2 separate regions of the Homo sapiens genome follow, and region 1 is linked to region 2. Evidence: chromatin loops called from intact Hi-C (ENCODE). Cell type or tissue: endothelial cell of umbilical vein. All regions are shown on one strand. Each heading gives the region's core, and the rest is flanking DNA. Links, peaks and the distances in the headings are about the cores only. Region 1 has its middle 15 kb from the start of MMP19. Region 2 overlaps PYM1 (PYM1 exon junction complex associated factor).

Evidence for each region. Peaks named below come from ENCODE experiments on the same cell type or tissue, not always from the same donor. Only the 100,000 strongest peaks of a DNase experiment are listed, where the experiment ranks them.
Region 1: a loop joins it to region 2, with 2.5 times the contacts of the local background. A loop is called at or near these places in 8 of 110 quality-filtered maps.

Annotation. Positions count from the first base shown.
Region 1 is chr12:55,853,789-55,862,719 of GRCh38, reverse strand. No RefSeq gene overlaps it. Among named protein-coding and RNA genes, the nearest start is that of MMP19, 15 kb to the right of the region's middle. In endothelial cell of umbilical vein, for the core only: no CTCF peak of the experiment used is centred there; no DNase peak of the experiment used is centred there.
Region 2 is chr12:55,901,812-55,910,742 of GRCh38, reverse strand. PYM1 (PYM1 exon junction complex associated factor) reads left to right here. Exons shown (of 3, transcript NM_032345.3): 2 at 7,263-7,356; 3 at 8,388-8,931. The coding sequence ends at 8,871. Among named protein-coding and RNA genes, the nearest start is that of PYM1, 22 kb to the left of the region's middle. RefSeq lists a silencer at 1,977-2,125. In endothelial cell of umbilical vein, for the core only: no CTCF peak of the experiment used is centred there; a DNase peak (open chromatin) is centred at 4,492.

The DNA of each region.
Region 1 (8,931 bases), core at 355-8,354, 48 kb after region 2:
CTGTGTGTGGCCTAATGTTTGTTTTTGAGACAAAGTCTCTCTCAGTCACCCAGGCTGGAGTGTAGTGGCAAAATCATGGCTCACTTCAGCATTGAGCTCATGGGCTCAATCAGTCCTCCCTCCTCAGCCTCCTGAATAGCTGGGACTACAGATGCATGCCACTGGATAATTTTTGTATTTTTTGTAGAGATGGGGTTTTGCCATGTTGCTCATGCTGGTCTGGAACTCCTAGGCTCAAGTGATTCACCAGCCTTGGCTTCCCAAAGTGCTGGGATTACAGGCATGAACCACTGCACTTGGCCTTGAGCTATTTATAGTTTATAACAATTGGGTAAATTATACTTCTATGAGCAAAATCAAAATATTTGCTTTTCTCTCTGCCTGATTTCTCCAGAATTCAGAAACTGTTTGTGAAGATTCTTAGTTTATGGCAATATGGTTATTTGAAAAATTTCAATAAGAATCCGTTTTCTTTTGTAAAGAGACACAATTGGAGCCTTATTTTACTAAGGCTGTGACAGGACTGGCATATTTTCAAATATGACCAATTGTTTTCAGGAATTGAAGTAGACTTTGCAGAGTTGATATAAAGCCTCCTGGAAAGCCTGGCCTGCTACCTTGTCTACATATTTCCCTTAACAAGGTTTCTGACTTGTGATAAGTAAAGAATGTCACTTTCTGACAGGTCTAGGAATTTCTTTCATTCTTTTTTTTTTTTTTTTTTTAAGACAGTGTCTCACTCCATCACCCAGGCTGGCGTATAGTGGCATGCTCTCAGCTCACTGCAACCTCTGCCTCCCAGGCGCAAGTGATTTTCAAGCCTCAGCCTCTCAAGCTGGGATTATAGGTGCCCACCATCATGCCCGGCTAATTTTTGTATTTTTAGTAGAGACGGGGTTTTGCTGTGTTGACCGGGCTGGTCTCAAACTCCTGGCCTCAAGTGATTCGCATGTCTCAGCCTCCCAAAGTGCTGGGATTATGGGCATGGGCCACCGCACCCAGCCCAGGTCTAGGAATTTCAAGGTATTTTGAGGACCTTGGGAAGAAAAGAATTCACCAGATTCATATAGGTGTTACAATCTGATGATAAATCTTTGACGTGGGTTTCTAGCCTTCAGGCTTTTAAAAGTCGAATCTAAAATTCCTTATTAAAAAATTCTGGCCAGGTGCCGTGGCTCATACCTGTAATCCTAGCACTTTGGGAGGCTGAGGCGGGCGGATCACTTGAGGTCAGGAATTCAAAACGAGCTTGGCCATCATGGTGAAACCCCATATGTACTAAAAATACAAAAAATTAGCTGGGCATGGTGGTGCACACCTGTAATCCCAGCTACTAGGGAGGCTGAGGTAGGAGAATTGCTTGAATCCGGGAGGCGGAGGTTGCAGTGAGCCAAGATCGTGCCACCGCACTCCAGCTTGGCAGACAGAGTGAGATTCCATTTCAAAAAAAAAAAAAAAAAAAATTTCAGCAAAGACAACTTTAAAAGATACTATATATACTATATGACCAATCACTATTCTTGCTGCACTTTATGCAGATAATCAGGCCACGTATAATACAAGTAAAATGTATTTTGCAAATAAATTGATCCTATTATTATTTGTCTTTGGTAGAAGTAGAAATGGGGAACTGGAAAGAGAAAAATTATGTTTCACAAAAAAATATAGTACACATGATATTAGATTGTAGCCTTGGCCGTTGTTTTTGAGTCTTTATTATTTGCCTACAATTTGGACTGAATCTGAATTCTTTCCCAGATACAAGTCTCCAAACTAATGTTTTCAAATTTTCCTGCGATTTTTCTGACTCAGACTCACTAAAAATTAAAATTGTGCTTTTATTGAAGCCCTGCATACTGAAGCTAGATAGCTTGATGTATACTCCAGGAGAAATCACCACAGCAACTTATGTAGAAACAGCATTTGTGCTTGCTAATGTATAGAATACTCAGAAAGTTCACCTGAACACCTGGTTCGAATTACAATTCAGAAAAATCTGTCGGATTGCATTGGCAATCTGAAGATACTTTAGAGACTCTGCAAAAATGAATTTATAGACTACTCCTGACATTAACTTTTGCTCTTCTTCCGTTTCCATATAAATGACTCTTATTAAAGATCTGTTTGTCTGCATCATAAATAGAGGCCTAGCCCATCTGCAGTGGCACCGCCTAGAATGGGACACAGCTGTTTAACCAAACTGATCTATTCTCAGAACTAAGACTCTGATTAATGAAGAAATGGGATGATACATTTAAATTTGCTCTTTTCTGCTTATCCAAATTTGTCAGCTCCTTTCTCTATCTCTATCTAACAACCTTCAACTCAAATCTCTCCAAAGCTATCAACCTGACTTTTAATATTTGAATCATTTTTAAGTTTCAAAGTGGGGACTGAAGGAAATAAAAATGTTTTACCCCAAAATATATTTATTTGATATATTCTGAGATGGCTGTCAGAGAGCCAGAAAATAGTAGCTCTGTAAAGCTGTATTTTGTGGGGGAAGATTTGCATCTGTAAGAATCTGCATTGATACAGCTTGGCCTTCCCTTGCCCAAATCCAGAGAAGATTCAGTGAGAGTCTGACACCTTTAAACCCCTGAAAGAAACATGTACCATCAATCCTCTTTGAGGGCTGCTGCTTGAGAGGTTTCATTTGCAGTACAAGACCACCTTTGCTAGCCAGGCCTCTTCTCGCCTTCCCATTATCTGTTTTGCCACTATAACTTGATTTACCACTGTAGCCTGTTTTTGGCCATGCTCTGAGCCCCATTCTATCTGTAACCTCGAGATGGTATATAAGCTTCTGCACCACACTGGGGATAGGATAATCATTCTACGGCTGTCTCCCCTGTACACATTATTAAGTTTGTATGCCTTTTCTCCAATCAATCTGCCTTTTGTGAGTTGAGTTTTCAGTGAACCTTCAGAGGCTAGAGGGTAAGTTTTCCTTTGGCCCCTACAAAACCTTACTGAGAAAAGGTACAAGAAAGATAAATTGTGAGCTTGAATTTCTGAAGATGCCTTTATTCACCTTTCACATTTGACTTATAGTTTGGCTGGGTATTTAATTCTAGGTTAAAATAATTTCTTTCAGAATTTTAAAGGCATTTTTTTTTAACGTTAGCCTTCAATATTGCATTGAGAAAACAGATGTCATCTCATTCCTGATACCTAATATATGACTTGTGCTTTCTCTCTGAAAGTTTTAGGGGCTGGGTGCAGTAGCTCATGCCTGTAATCCCAGCACTTTGGGAGGCCGAGGTGGGCAGATCACCTGAGGTCAGGAGGTTGCGGCCAGAGTGGCCAACATGGTGAAACCCCATCTCTACTAAAAAAATACAAACAAAGGGCCGGGCGCGGTGGCTCACGCCTCTAAACCCAGCACTTTGGGAGGCGGAGGTGGGCGGATCACGAGGTCAGGAGATTGAGTCCATCCTGGCTAACAGGATGAAACCCCGTCTCTACTAAAAATACAAATACAAAAACAAAAACAAAAAAGTTAGCCGGGCATGGTGGCGGGCGCCTGTAGTCCCAACTAGTCGGGAGGCTGAGGCAGAAGAATGGCGTGAACCCGGGAGACGGAGGTTGCAATGAGCCGAGATCACGCCAATGCACTCCAGCCTCGGCGACAGAGCGAGACTCCGTCTCAAAAAAAAAAAAAAAACAAACCTGGGCGAGGTGGCTCACGCCTGTAATCCCAGCACTTTGGGAGGCTGAGACTGGAGGATCACGAGGGCAGGAGATCAAGACCATCCTGGGCAAGCAACATGGTGAAACCCTGTCTCTACTAAAAATAAAAAAAAATTAGTCAGGTGTGGCAGCGGGTGCCAGTAATCTCAGCTACTTGGGCGGCTGACGCAGGAGAATTGCTTGAATACAGGAGGAGGAGGTTACAGTGAGCCGAGATCGCACCACTGCACTCCAGCCTGGGAGACAGAGCGAGATTCCGTCTCAAAAAAAAAAAAAAAAAATATCGGCCGGGTGTGGTGGTGGGCGCCTGTAATCCCAGCTACTCAGGAACCTGAGGCAGGAGAATCGCTTGAACCCGGGAGGCAGAGGCTGTAGAGAGCCAAGATTGTGCTACTGCATACTCCAGCCTGGGCAACAGAGCAAGACTCTGTCGCAAAAAAGAAAAAAAAAAAAAAGAAAGAAAAGAAAGTTTTTGGGATCCGCTCTTTAACTTGATGATGTGATTGGTATATTTCTATCTTTATTTTTATCTTTCTGAATGCTTAGAACACTTTTTTAAATTTTGAGACTAATCTTCAGTTTTGGAAAACTTCTTTTTTGAGACAGGGTCTTGCTCTGTCACACAGACTGGAGTGCAGTGGCACAAACACGGCTCACTGTACCCTTGACCTCCCAGGCTCAAGAGATTTTCCCACCTCAGCCTCCGGAATAGCTGGGACTACAGGTGCTCGCCACCACGCCTGGCTAATTCATTTTTATTTTTTGTAGAGATGGGGTCTTCCTGTGTTGCCCAGGCTGGTCTCAAACCCCTGGGTTCAAGTTCTTCCTGCCTTGGCCTCCCAAAGTGCTGGGACTACAGGCTTGAGCCTCTGTACCTGGCCTGGAAAGCATTTTCATATTATTTCCTTGGTAATTTCCTCCTTATTTCTCTCTCTGTTGTTCCTTTCTGATATTATATCTTCTCAACTGACATTTGAGTTTTCTATCCTTTTCACTCCTATTGTCACTCATTTAGTCTTTTTGTTCTACTTAGAGATTTCCCTGACTTTAGCTTCCAGCTTTTCCAATGGAATGTTTTTATATTGGTTATCATACTTTAAATTTCCATGACTTTTTTCTTGTTCTTTGAATTATAAAAAATAGCACCTTTTCACTTTGATAAGCCAAGGCAAGGAGTTTGAGAGCAGCCTGGCCAACATGGCAAAACCCCGTCTCTGCTAAAAATACAAAAATTAGCCAGGCATGGTGGTGCTCGCCTATAATCCCGACTACTCAGGAGGCTGAGGCAGGAGAATCACTTGAATCTGGGAGGCAGAGGTTGCAATGAGCCAAGATCGCGCCACTGCTCTCCAGCCTGGGCGACAGAGTGAGACTCTCAAAAAAAAAAAAGAAAGAAAAAAATAGCACCTTTCATTTCATGGCACTGATGTTTTCTCCTGTCCAAAAATATATATATTTAAAAAGCAATCTTTTTCTGTTGCTTATTCTGTTTCTCCAAGTCTTTTTTTTTTTTTTTTTCTTGTTTGTTCTGGTCTCAGTTTTCCATATTGGAAGTTTTCCTCAGATGTCTTGTGAACTGTGACTGTTCATTTATATGTAAGAGTGTGGAACTAAAAAACCTAGTTAGAAGCTCTGTGTGTTTCACAGTGACCTGCTGATGATGAGTTTCACTGTGGGGAAGCAGGCAGTGTGTTGGCTTTTTGTCAAGGGGCTACCCAAGTATCAGTGTTTGTGCTTTCCTCTGGAGCTATTCAGTCCTGCCAGAGAAGAATACTCCAGTTTTCTGTATGGTGGGCGAAATTCTGGATGCCAGTACACTGGCAGCGGGGAAGGACAAGGAGTCTCATTCTTCAGTATGGTAACTCTGATAGGCAGAAAGAGTGCCCCCACCTCCAGATATATATTTACTTCCTATTCCCCAGGACCTGTGACTATTACATTATTTGATGAAAGAGTTAAAAGTACCTTGCATATGGCTGGGTGCAGTGGTTCAGGCCTGTAATCCCAGCACTTTGGGAGGCTGAGGTGAGCGGATCACGACGTCAGGAGATCGAGACCATCCTGGTCAAACGGTGAAACCCCATCTCTACTAAAAATACAAAAAATTAGCTGAGTGTGGTGGCAGGTACCTGTAGTCCCAGCTACTCAGGAAGCTGAGGCAGGAGAATCCCTTGAACCTGGGAGGTGGAGGTTGCAGTGAGCCAAGATCACACCACTGCATTCCAGCCTGGTGACAGAGCAAGATGCCGTCTCAAAAAAAAAAACAAAAAAAAAAACACCAAAAAAAAACAACAACAAAAAAGTACCTTGTATAGCAAAAGATATGATTAAATTAAGGATTTTTAAGAAAAAGAAAAAAGATTTTTTATTCTGGATTATCCAGATGGGCCCTAAACACTATTACACACACCTTTATAAGACAGAGGCAGAGGGAGGTGAGATGGTTAGATGGAGACCCTCACAAAGGAGAAGATAATGTGAAGACGAAAGCAGAGATTGGAATAATGTGGACGTAAGCCAAAGAATACCTGGAGCCACCAGGGGCTGGAAATGGCAAGGAACAGATTTTCTCCAAGGCCTTTGCAGGGTGTGTGACCCTGCTGACACCTTGATTTCAGACTTCTGGCCTCCAGGACAGTGACGGAATACATAGCTGTTGTTTGAAAGCCAGCCAATTTATGGTATTTTGTTTTAGTAGCCATAGGAAAGGAATACAGTGACTTTCACTTAAATCTCTGCTTTCAGTCTGGTTTCATGCCCTGCTCTGCCTCCCCAGGATCAATTTCTCTGGAGAACAAACCTCACATCTGCTGGGAATTTGCCTGGGCCTGGTGAGAGAAACACAAGTATAGGGGCCTCAATAAATTTTATTTTTTCAGACAGATTCTTGCTGTGTCACCCAGGCTGGAGTGCAGTGGCATGATCTTGGCTCACTAAAACCTCCACCTCCCAGGTTCAAGCGATTCTTATGCCTCAGCCTCCCGAGTAGCTGGGATTACAGGCTTATCCCACCACACACACCTGTAATCTAATTTGTGTATTTTTAGTAGAGATGAGGTTTCACCATGTTGGCCAGGCTGGTCTTGAACTCCTGGCGTCAAGTGATCTGCTCGTCTTGGCCTCCCAAAGTGCTGGGATTACAAGCGCGAGCCACTGTGCCTGGTCCACAAACTTTTTTACTGCGGATCTTATATAAACTATATGTCTTATTTAAATTATCCCTTCCCCTGCCATCTGAGAGATTGATGCCTTCAATTTCTGATACTTCTGGAATAAAAGAGACAGGGTCGACCGTGCGCGGTGGTTCACGCCTGTAATCCCAGTACTTTGGGAGGTCAAGGCAGGTGGATTACTTGAGGTCAGGAGTTCGAGACCAGCCTGGCCAACATGGTGAAACCCCATCTCTACTAAAAATACAAAAAATTAGCTGGGTGTGGTGGCAGGTGCCTGTAATCCTACCTGCTCAGGAGGCTGGGCAGGAGAATCACTTGAACCTGGGAGGCAGAGGTTGCAGTGAGCCGACATCATGTCATTGCACTCCAGCCTGGGTGACAACAGCGAAACTCCATCTCAAAAAAAAGGAGACAGGGTCAGGGCATAAATTGGTTTGCTTCCTGTTTGTTTCACCTTCCATGGGCATTTAGGCTTCAACTCTCTCCAAACTATATGTTATCACTCCTCTATTTGATTTCCCTCTTCCAAAAATGTGTTGTCATCTCCCATGCATTGACTCTTCTCCTGTTCTCCTTGTCCTTGTGGGTTTATTCCTTTATTAACATTTTAGAGGACAGAGTGAACATAAATGCATGTAATTAATTAATTAATTTTTAAAATATATATATTTTTATTATACTTTAAGTTCTACAGTACATGTGCACAACATGCAGGTTTGTTACATATGTATACATGTGCCATGTTGGTGTGCTGCACCCATTAACTTGTCATTTACATTATGTATGTCTCCTAACGGAGTCTCGCTCTGTCGCCCAGGCTGGAGTGCAGTGGCGCGATCTCTGCTCACTGCAAGCTCCTCCTCCCGGGTTCACGCCATTCTCCTGCCTCAGGCTCCCAAGTAGCTGGGACTACAGACGCCCGCCACCACGCCTGGCTAATTTTTTTGTATTTTTAGTAGAGACGGGGTTTCACCGTGTTATCCAGGATGGTCTCGATCTCCTGACCTCGTGATCCGCCCGCCTCAGCCTCCCAAAGTGCCGGGATTACAGGCGTGAGCCACCGTGCCCGGCCTAATTAATTAATTTTTGAAACAGGATTTCACTCTGTCGCCCAGGCTGGAGTGCAGGGGTGTGACCACAGCTCACCATAGCCTTGATCTCCTGGGCTCAAGCAATCCTCCTGACTCAGCCTCCCGAGTAGCTGGGACCACAGGTACACACCACCATACTCAGCTAATTTTTGTTTTTTTTTTTTGTTTTGAGACGGAGTCTCACTCTGCTGCCCAGGCTAGAATGCAATGGCATGGTCTCGGCTCACTGCAACCTCCACTTTCCAGGTTCAAGCGATTCTCCTGCCTCAACCTCCCAAGTAGCTGGGATTACAGGCGCCTGCCACCATGCCCAGCTAATTTTTGTATTTTTAGTAGAGACGGGGTTTCACCATGTTGGCCAGGCTGGTCTCGAACTCCTGACCTCATGATCCACCCACCTTGGCCTCCCAAAGTGCTGGGATTACAGGCGTGAGCCACCGCGCCTGGCCGTTTTTGGTTTTTTGTAGACATGGGGTTTTGCCATGTTGCCCAGGCTGGTCTTGAACTCCTGGGTTCAAGGGATCCTCCTGCCTCAGCCTCCTAAAGTGGTAGGATTACAGGTATGAGCCATCACATCCAGCCTGACACTGATCTTTTTACTGTTTCCATGATTTTGCCTTTCCCAGAATGTCATATAGTTAGAATCATACATACAAGCTACATCATAGCATGTAGCCTTTTCAGATTGGCTTGTTTATTTTATTTTGTTTATTTATTCATTTATTTTTGAGATGGGGTCTCACTCTGTCACTTAGGCTGGAGTGCAGTGGCATGATCTCAATTCACTGCAACCTCCTCCTCCTGGGGTGTAGCGATCCTCCCACCTCAGCCTCTGAGTATCTGGGACCACAAGTGTATGCCACCACATCAGGCTAATTTTTTTTTTTTTTTTTGATACAGAGTCTCACTCTGTCGCCCAGGCTGGAGTACAGTGGCACGATCTCGGCTCACTGCAACCTCCACCTCCCAGGTTC
Region 2 (8,931 bases), core at 677-8,676:
ACCAGGTGTGGTGGCTCACGCCTGCAATCCCAACACTTTGGGAGGCTGAGGTGGGTGGATCACCTGAGGTCAGGAGTTTGAGACCAGCCTGGCCAACATGGCGAAACCCTGTCTCTACTAAAAATACAAAAAATTAGCTGGGCGTGGTAGTGGGCTCCTGTAGTCCCAGGTACTCGGGAGACTGAGGCAAGAGAATCACTTGAACCCAGGAGGCGGAGGTTGCAGTGAGCCAAGATCATGCCACTACACTCCAGCCTGGGCAACAGGGTTAGACTGTGTCAAAAAACAAAAACAGTAATTAGCCAGGTGTGGTGATGCGCTGTAGTCCCAGCTACTCGGCAGGCTGAGGCAGGAAAATCACTTTAACCGGGGAGGCGGAGATTGCAGTGAGCCGGGATCGGGCTACTGCACTCCAGCCTGAGAGACAGAGTGAGATTCCGTCTCAAAAAAAATTTTATATATATATATATATATATATATATATATATATGTATAAAACCAAGCCGTACCTCAAGCACCTAGGGCACATGTTCTCAGGACCTCCTAAGGTCAGTGTCAGAGGCCATGGTCACTTATATTTGGCTCAGAATCTCTAAAAATATTTTACAGAGTTTGACTCTTTTCATCAACACAGGTCACCCTCCTGAGTAGCTGGTAGCACAGGTACATGCCACTAACCATACACAGCTAATTTTTGTATAGTTCGTAAAGACAGGGGTCTCCCTATGTTGCTCAGGCTGGTCTTGAATGCCTGGGCTCAAGGGATCCTCCCATCTTGGCCTCCCAAAGTGCTGGGATTACAGCCATGAGCCACTGTGCCTGACCTTTCGCTATTTATTGATAATGCTTATCATATTCATATGATTATCTCTTCCTCTCTTTTTTGTTTTTATTTTTTCCGATAGTAACTGTTTATGGTAAATTGTGGACATTGAGATTACTAAAATAAAAAGTGTACTGAATTATCTTTGATTTCTTATCCTCTTACTCCTTCCCTAGTTAGTGAATTACCAAATGTTGATTCTTTGATAATGTATCTGCCCTTAGTCTCTTACGTTCCAGTGCCCCTGTTTCAGCCAATTCTGTCCCTTCATGCCAGGATTATCACAATATTTTTTCCCTAACTAGTTTCCATGTCTCTGGTGTTTTTTTTTTTTTTCCAAGTCACCCTTTTATTATGCTAGATTAAATACTCTGAAACACTGCTTTGTATAAAGGATTCATTCATTTATTCAAAGCCCTAAGACAATACTTCGCATAAAGGATTAATTCATTTGACAAATATTTGTTGAGTGCATGCCATGTGCCAGATATTAAAATCTTTAACTGGTATTCAAGGTCTGAACATTCCAGCCCTTGTCTCTGGCTCAGCCTGACTGGTCTATTTGTCGTTGCCTGAAAATGCTATCTACATTCCCATGCGTGAGTTTTTGTTTGAGAACGAACTGTTTCTAATCTACTCTGTCTCCCTTTTTGTTTAGTTTGACTCTTCCTTCAAAGCCCAGCTCTTGTCTCAGTCCTCCCTCCAGGAAGCCTCCTAGTTTTTTTTCTTTGGTTTTTATTCTTGTCACAGCTGGGCAAAAAATATCCATAGTAGTTATGTTTTACTCACCCAGTAAAGTCCAAAGTTCTTGACCTTGTTTTTAAGGCTTTCTGCGATTACCCCATTTTTCATTTCCAACCAGGCTTCCTATTCCCTAACATGAACTGTCTCATTCACCTGAACCTCTCAACTTTCTGTTCCCTACTCACGCCCATTCCCACATCCATGCCTTTCTTTGCTCAAGTTTGAGCCCCTTTGCTCATGATTTTTCTTTCTTCCATGCCCTCCACCTGTCGAATCACCCATTGCCTTTAACAACTTTTTTTGTTTTATTTTATTTTTTTTTTGGAGACAGAGTCTTGCTCTGTCACCCAGGCTGGAGTGCAATGGTATGATCTTGGCTCACTGCAGCCTCCGCCTCCTGGGCTCAAGTGATTCTCCTGCCTCAGCCTCTGGAGTAGCTGGGATTACAGACGCCCAGCCACCACTCCTGGCTATTTTTTGTATTTTAGTAGAGATGGGGTTTCACAATTTTGGCCAGGCTGGTCTCGAACTCCTGATCTCAGGTGATCTGCCTGCCTCGGCCTCGCAAAGTGGTAGGAGTACAGGAGTGGGCCCGTGCGCCTGGACTTTTTTGTTTTAATGTATTAATGATATTTGCATTTTGAACAAAAAACCAATTCATGTAATAATATATAATTCATGTAGGAGGCCCTAGACATTTATTTTAAAAGTCTTTTTTTCTTTTTTCTTTCTTCTTTTTTTTTTTTTGAGAAAGATTTTCACTCTGTTGCCCAAGCTGGAGTGCAGTAGCACGATATTGGCTCACTGCAAACTCCACCTCCTGGGCTCAAGCAATTCTTATGCCTCTGCGTCCCCAGTAGCTGGGATTACAAACGTGCCACCATGCCCAGCTAATTTTTTTATTTTTATTTATTTTACTTATTTTTACTTTTTGAGATGGAGTCTTTCTCTGTCGCCCAGGTTGGAGTGCAGCGGTGCAATCTTGGCTCACTGCAACCTCCACCTCCCGGGTTCAAGTGATTCTCCTGCCTTACCCTCCCAAGTAGCTGGGATTAAAGGCGCCCGCCACCACGCCTGGATATTTTTTGTATTTTTGTAGAGACAGGGTTTCACCATGTTGGCCAGGCTGGTCTCGAACTCCTGACCTCAAGTAATCCGCCCACCTCAGCCTCCCAAAGTGCTGGGATTACAGGCATGAGCCACCATGCCCAGCCTTATTTTTTATTTTTTATTTTTTTGAGACGGAGTCTCGCTCTGTTGCCCAGGTTGGAGTGCAATGACATGATCTTGACCTACTGCAACCCCACTTCCCGGGTTCAAGTGATTTTCCTGCCTCAGCCTCCTGAGTAGCTGAGACTACAGGCACTTGCCACCACACCCAGCTAATTTTTGTGTTTTTAATGGAGATGGGGTTTCACCATGTTGGCCAGGCTGGTCTCGAACTCCTGACCTTAAGTGATCCACTCACCTCAGCTTCCCAAAGTGCTGGGATTACAGGTGTGCACCACTGCGCCTGGCCTCCAATTTTTTTTTTTTTTTTTCCCAGACGAAGTCTCGCTCTGTCACCAGGCTGGAGTGCAGTGGCTCAATCTCGGCTTACTGCAACCTCCAACCCCCTGTTTCAAGTGATTCTCCTGCTTCAACCTCCCAAGTAGCTGGGATTACAAGCGCATGCCGCCGTGCCCGGCTAATTTTTTTTTTTTTTTTTTTTTGTATTTATGTAGAGACAGGGTTTTGTATGTAGAGACAGGGTTTCACCATGTTGTCCAGGCTGGTTTTGAACTCCTGAGTTCAGGCAATCCACCTGCCTCGGCCTCCCAAAGTGCTGGGATTACAGGTGTGAGCCACCTTGCCTTGCCAATTTTTGTATTTTTAGTAGAGGCAGGGTTTTGCCATATTGGCCAGGCTGGTCTGGAACTCCTGGACTTGTGTGATCCACCCACTTCAACCTCCCAAATTGCTGGGATTACAGGTGTGAACCGCCGCATCTGGCCTTAAAAATCTTTTTTCTTTATTTTTACAAAAGTAATACTTAAAATAAGAGAGCTACAACAAAACATATATATATATATATATATGTTAACTTTCTCTCTTAACATATATATATATATGTTTGATATGTATTAACAGTTTGGTATGTGTCCTTGCACACCTTTTTCTTTGTCCCTGTACACAGACTACATGTCTTTAAGTGTTGCCCTTTACTCCAACAAGAATAGTACCATACTGGCTGGGTGCGGTGGCTCACACCTGTAATCTCAGGACTTTGGGAGGCCGAGGCGGGTGGATCACCTGAGGTCGGGAGTTTGCTACCAGCCTGACCAATACAGAGAAATCCCGTCTCTACTAAAAACACAAAATTAGCCAGGTATTGTGGTGCATGCCTGTAATCCCAGCTACTCAGGAGGCTGAGGCAGGAGAATCACTTGAATCTGGGAGGAGGAGGTTGCAGTGAGCCGAGACTGCACCATTGCACTCCAGCCTGGGCAACAAGAGCGAAACTCCATCTCAAAATCAATCAATAAATAAATAAAATAAAATAGTACCATACTCTATATCAGCGATTCTCAAAGTGTGGTTCAGGACCCTTAAGGGGGTCCCTGAGACTCTTTCAGAAGGTCTGCAAGCAAAACTATTCTCATAATCATGCTTATTTATTTGTCTTTTTCATGGGGTTGACTTTGCACCAATGGTGCAAAAGACATGGTTGGTGAAACTGCTGGCCCTGTAAGCATGCATTTGTCAGGGCAGTGGCACCAAATTATACTAATCATTTTGTTCTTCACTGCCACACACTTGCTGTAAATGCCAGTTTCACCTAAGGATATCATTGATGATACAATGAAAATGATTAATTGTATTAAGCCCAGCCCTTGAATACATATTTTTTTAATGTTCTCTGTGACTCATGGGAAGTAAGCATGAAACACTTCTGCTGCATACCGAAGTAGGATGGTTGTCTGAATTGCAAGCTGAACAAACTTTCTTCTCATGGAGCAGTATTTTTTACTTGAAAAAAAAAAACACTGACAAACTATGGTAATTCAGACCTGACTATCCAATGATCATTTTCCTGAAAATGAAGGAAGTGAAAGTGAAGGAAAACAACTGATAGTTTTTCTCGCCAATGATAAAATTCAAACACTTAGGTGAAAATTAGAATTTTGGAAAACTTATTTATTTTATATTATATATAATAATATATATATCTATTAGATATATATAATAATATATATATCTATTAGATATATATAATAATATATATATCTATTAGATATATATAATAATATATATATCTAATAGATATATATATATCTAATATATAATATATATATCTAATATATATAGAAAATTAGAATTTTTGAAAACTTATTTATTTTATATAATAATAATAATATATATATAATATAAAATAAATTTTCCAAAATTCTATAAAATATATATATATATACATATATATATATTTTTTAATTGGGTTGGAGTCTCGCTCTGTCACCCAGGCTGGAGTGCAGTGGCGCAATCTCCACTCACTGCAACCTCCGCCTCGTGGGTTCAAGCAGTTCTCCCTGCCTCAGCCTCCCGGGTAGCTAGGATTACAGGCGCCTGCCACCACGCCCAGCTAATTTTTGTATTTTTAGTAGAGACAGGGTTTTGTCATATTAGCCAGGCTGCTCTCGAACTCCTGACCTCAGATGATCCGCCCGCCTCAGCCTCTCAAAGTGTTGGGATTACAGGCATGAGCTACTGTGCCCTGCCAAGAATTTTGGAAAACTTATATTTCCCATTCTGAGCTTGATAGCTTCCATGTACTTAAATACTTTAGTGATGAGATTAATGAATATGATCTCTTTTAAATATTGTATAATAGGCCAGGCACGGTGGCTCACACCTGTAATCCCAGCACTTTGGGAGGCTGAGGCAGGCGGATAATGAGGTCAGGAGATTGAGACCATTCTGGCTAACATGGTGAAACCCCGTCTTTATTAAAAATACAAAAAAAAAAAAAATTAGCCAGGTGTGGTGGCAGGCGCCTGTAGTCCCAGCTACTCGGGAGGCTGAGGCAGGAGAATGGCGTGAACCCGGGAGGCAGAGCTTGCAGTGAGCCGAGATTGCGCCACTGCACTCCAGCCTGGGCGACAGAGCGAGACTCTGTCTCAAAATAAATAAATAAATAAATATAAATAAATATTGTATAATGATATGCATATTATAAAATAACAGTGTAAAGGGGGTCCTGAAATAAAAAAAGTTAGAGGACCACTACTCCACATGTTATCCTGCAGCTTGCTTTTTCACTTAGTGTATCTTGAACACTAGTCAGTGTCAGAACATTTATTTTATTTTTTTTGAGACTCACTGCAACCTCTGCCTCCCAGGTTCAAGCGATTCTCGTGCCTCGGCCTCCCCAGTAGCTGGGATTACAGACGTGTGCCATCACACCCGGCTAATTTTTGTATTTTTAGTAGAGACAGGGTTTCACCATGTTGGCCAGGCTGGTCTCGAACTCCACTTGATGGCCTTTTAAGTTGCTTTCAGCTTTTTGCTAATTTTTTTTCTTTTTTTTTTTTTTTTTTTTTTTTGAGATGGAGTCTCACTCCGTTGCCCAGGCTGGAGTGCAGTGGCGCAATCTCTGCCCACTGCAATGTCCGCCTCCTGGGTTCAAGTGATTTGCCTGCCTCAGCCTCCTGAGTAGCTGGGACTACAGGCGCTCTCTAGCATGCCCAGCTAATTTTTTTTTGTATTTTTATTAGAGACGGGGTTTCACTATGTTGGTCAGGCTGGTCTCGAACTCCTGACCTCGTGATTCAACCCCCTCGGCCTCCCAAAGTGCTGGGATTATAGGCATGAGCCACCGTGCCTGGCCAGCTTTTTGCTAATTTAAATCATGCATCAACGAATACCCTTTAAAGGCCAGGCGCTGTGGCTCATGCCTATAATCCCAGCAATTTGGGAGGCCGAGGCGGGCGGATCACCTGAGGTCAGGAGTTCGAGACTAGCCTGGCTGACATGGCGAAACCCATTTCTACTAATAATACAAAAATTAGCCGGATGTGGTGGCAGGGGCCTGTAATCCTAGCTACTCGGGAGGCTGAGGCAGGAGAATCACCTAACCTGGGAGGTGGAGGTTGTGGTGAGCTGAGATTGCACCACTGCACTCCAGCCTTGGTGACAGAGTGAAACTCCATCTAAAAACAAAACAAAATGAAACAAAAACCAAATACCCTTTAAATACATCCTCGTGTACTGGTGTGTATGTATCTATGGTATGAATTCCTAAAAGTTGACCTATTTTTTTAAGTTCCATCTAAATAAAATTTCTCCTTTACAACATCCGCTATTGTCATTTCTCCTCCCCGTGGTTTTTGTGTCTTTTTAGCCTCTTGTTCATTTACTGCCTTTCATGTTCCCATGCTATTGCCTTGGTTTTTTAACAAAATTCTTCCTCTGTGCCTATCCTGTCTTACCTACAAATAGAATCTTCTTGAGGGCAAGGATGGTTTCTTGTACGGTGTATTGGCACTCGGTAAATAAATAATGAGAGAGGGATTGAGTGTTGGTATGAGAAAAGGAGCCTAATGGTTGCATTTGGATGAATGGGTGCTGAGAGATGGTATGTACATTTATACATTCTTGTCTCATCTTGTAAAATGTTTGAAAATAAGAGTAATTTTCAACTTGATTTTTCTTATTTTAGGCAAGTATATCGCGTCAACACAGCGACCTGACGGGACCTGGCGCAAGCAGCGGAGGGTGAAAGAAGGATATGTGCCCCAGGAGGAGGTCCCAGTGTACGTGGTTAGGCTTTGCGTAGGGGTTTTCTGATGGGGTCCCTACAGAAGGATAGAATATCCTTATGCCTACAAGTTCAGGGAGGACTCTCCTAAGCCCCAAGGAAATGGAAGGAGGGGCAACTATCTGAGAAAGGAGAGAAAGAGTCTGGGATTCAGGGATGAGTGAGGGTTACAGATCACTAGTCCTATACTTTTGACCTCTGTTCATTAGAACCTCCAGAGCTTTAGGTTCTAGGGACTTCGCTGCATCTTTCCTGCAGAGCAGAGGAAAGTTGGGGAGGGACCATAAAGAGAGAAAGGTGGTCAGGCCCAGTGGCCTACATCTGTAATCTGAGCACTTTGGGAGGCCTAGGCAGGTGGATTACTTGAGGTCAGGAGTTCAAGAACAGCCTCCCCAAAGTGGTGAAACCCCGTCTGTACTAAAAATACAAAATTACAAAATACAAACATCAGCCAGGCGTGGTGGCACGAGCCTGTAATCCCAGCTACTCAGGAGGCTGAGGCAGGAGAATCTCTTGAACCCGGGAAGTGGGAGGTTGCAGTGAGCTGAGATTGCGCCAGTGCACTTCAGCCCTGGCGACAGAGCGAGACTCTGTCTCAAAAACAAACAGGCAGGCGCAGTGGCTCTCTGTAATCCCAAGCACTTTGGGAGGCCAAGATCGGTGGATCACCTGAGGTCAGGAGTTGAAGACCAGCCTGACCAACATGGTGAAACCCCATCTCTACTAAAAATACACAGTTAGCCAGGCGTGGTGGCAGGCGCCTGTAATCCCAGCTACCCGGGAGGCTGAGGCAGGAGAATTGCTTGAACCCTGGAGGTGGAGGTTGCAGTGAGCTGAGATTGCGCCATTACACTCCAGCCTGGGCAACTGAGCGAGACTCTATCTCAAAAAACAAACAACCCCACAAAAACAACAACAAAAAAAGGAAGCAAGAATGTAATGAGGATGAAGTGTTTGGAAGTTTAAGAAAAGGGATCAAAAAGTCAGTAATTCTCTGAAACTCTTGACATCCTTTGTTTCCTGCAGATATGAAAACAAGTATGTGAAGTTTTTCAAGAGTAAACCAGAGTTGCCCCCAGGGCTAAGCCCTGAGGCCACTGCTCCTGTCACCCCATCCAGGCCTGAAGGTGGTGAACCAGGCCTCTCCAAGACAGCCAAACGTAACCTGAAGCGAAAGGAGAAGAGGCGGCAGCAGCAAGAGAAAGGAGAGGCAGAGGCCTTGAGCAGGACTCTTGATAAGGTGTCCCTGGAAGAGACAGCCCAACTCCCCAGTGCTCCACAGGGCTCTCGGGCAGCCCCCACAGCTGCATCTGACCAGCCTGACTCAGCTGCCACCACTGAGAAAGCCAAGAAGATAAAGAACCTAAAGAAGAAACTCCGGCAGGTGGAAGAGCTGCAGCAGCGGATCCAGGCTGGGGAAGTCAGCCAGCCTAGCAAAGAGCAGCTAGAAAAGCTAGCAAGGAGGAGGGCGCTAGAAGAGGAGTTAGAGGACTTGGAGTTAGGCCTCTGAGGCCTTTGGGGAATAGGGAATGGACTGCAGAACAAACCGTGGGGCTCTCTGGGGTCTGGG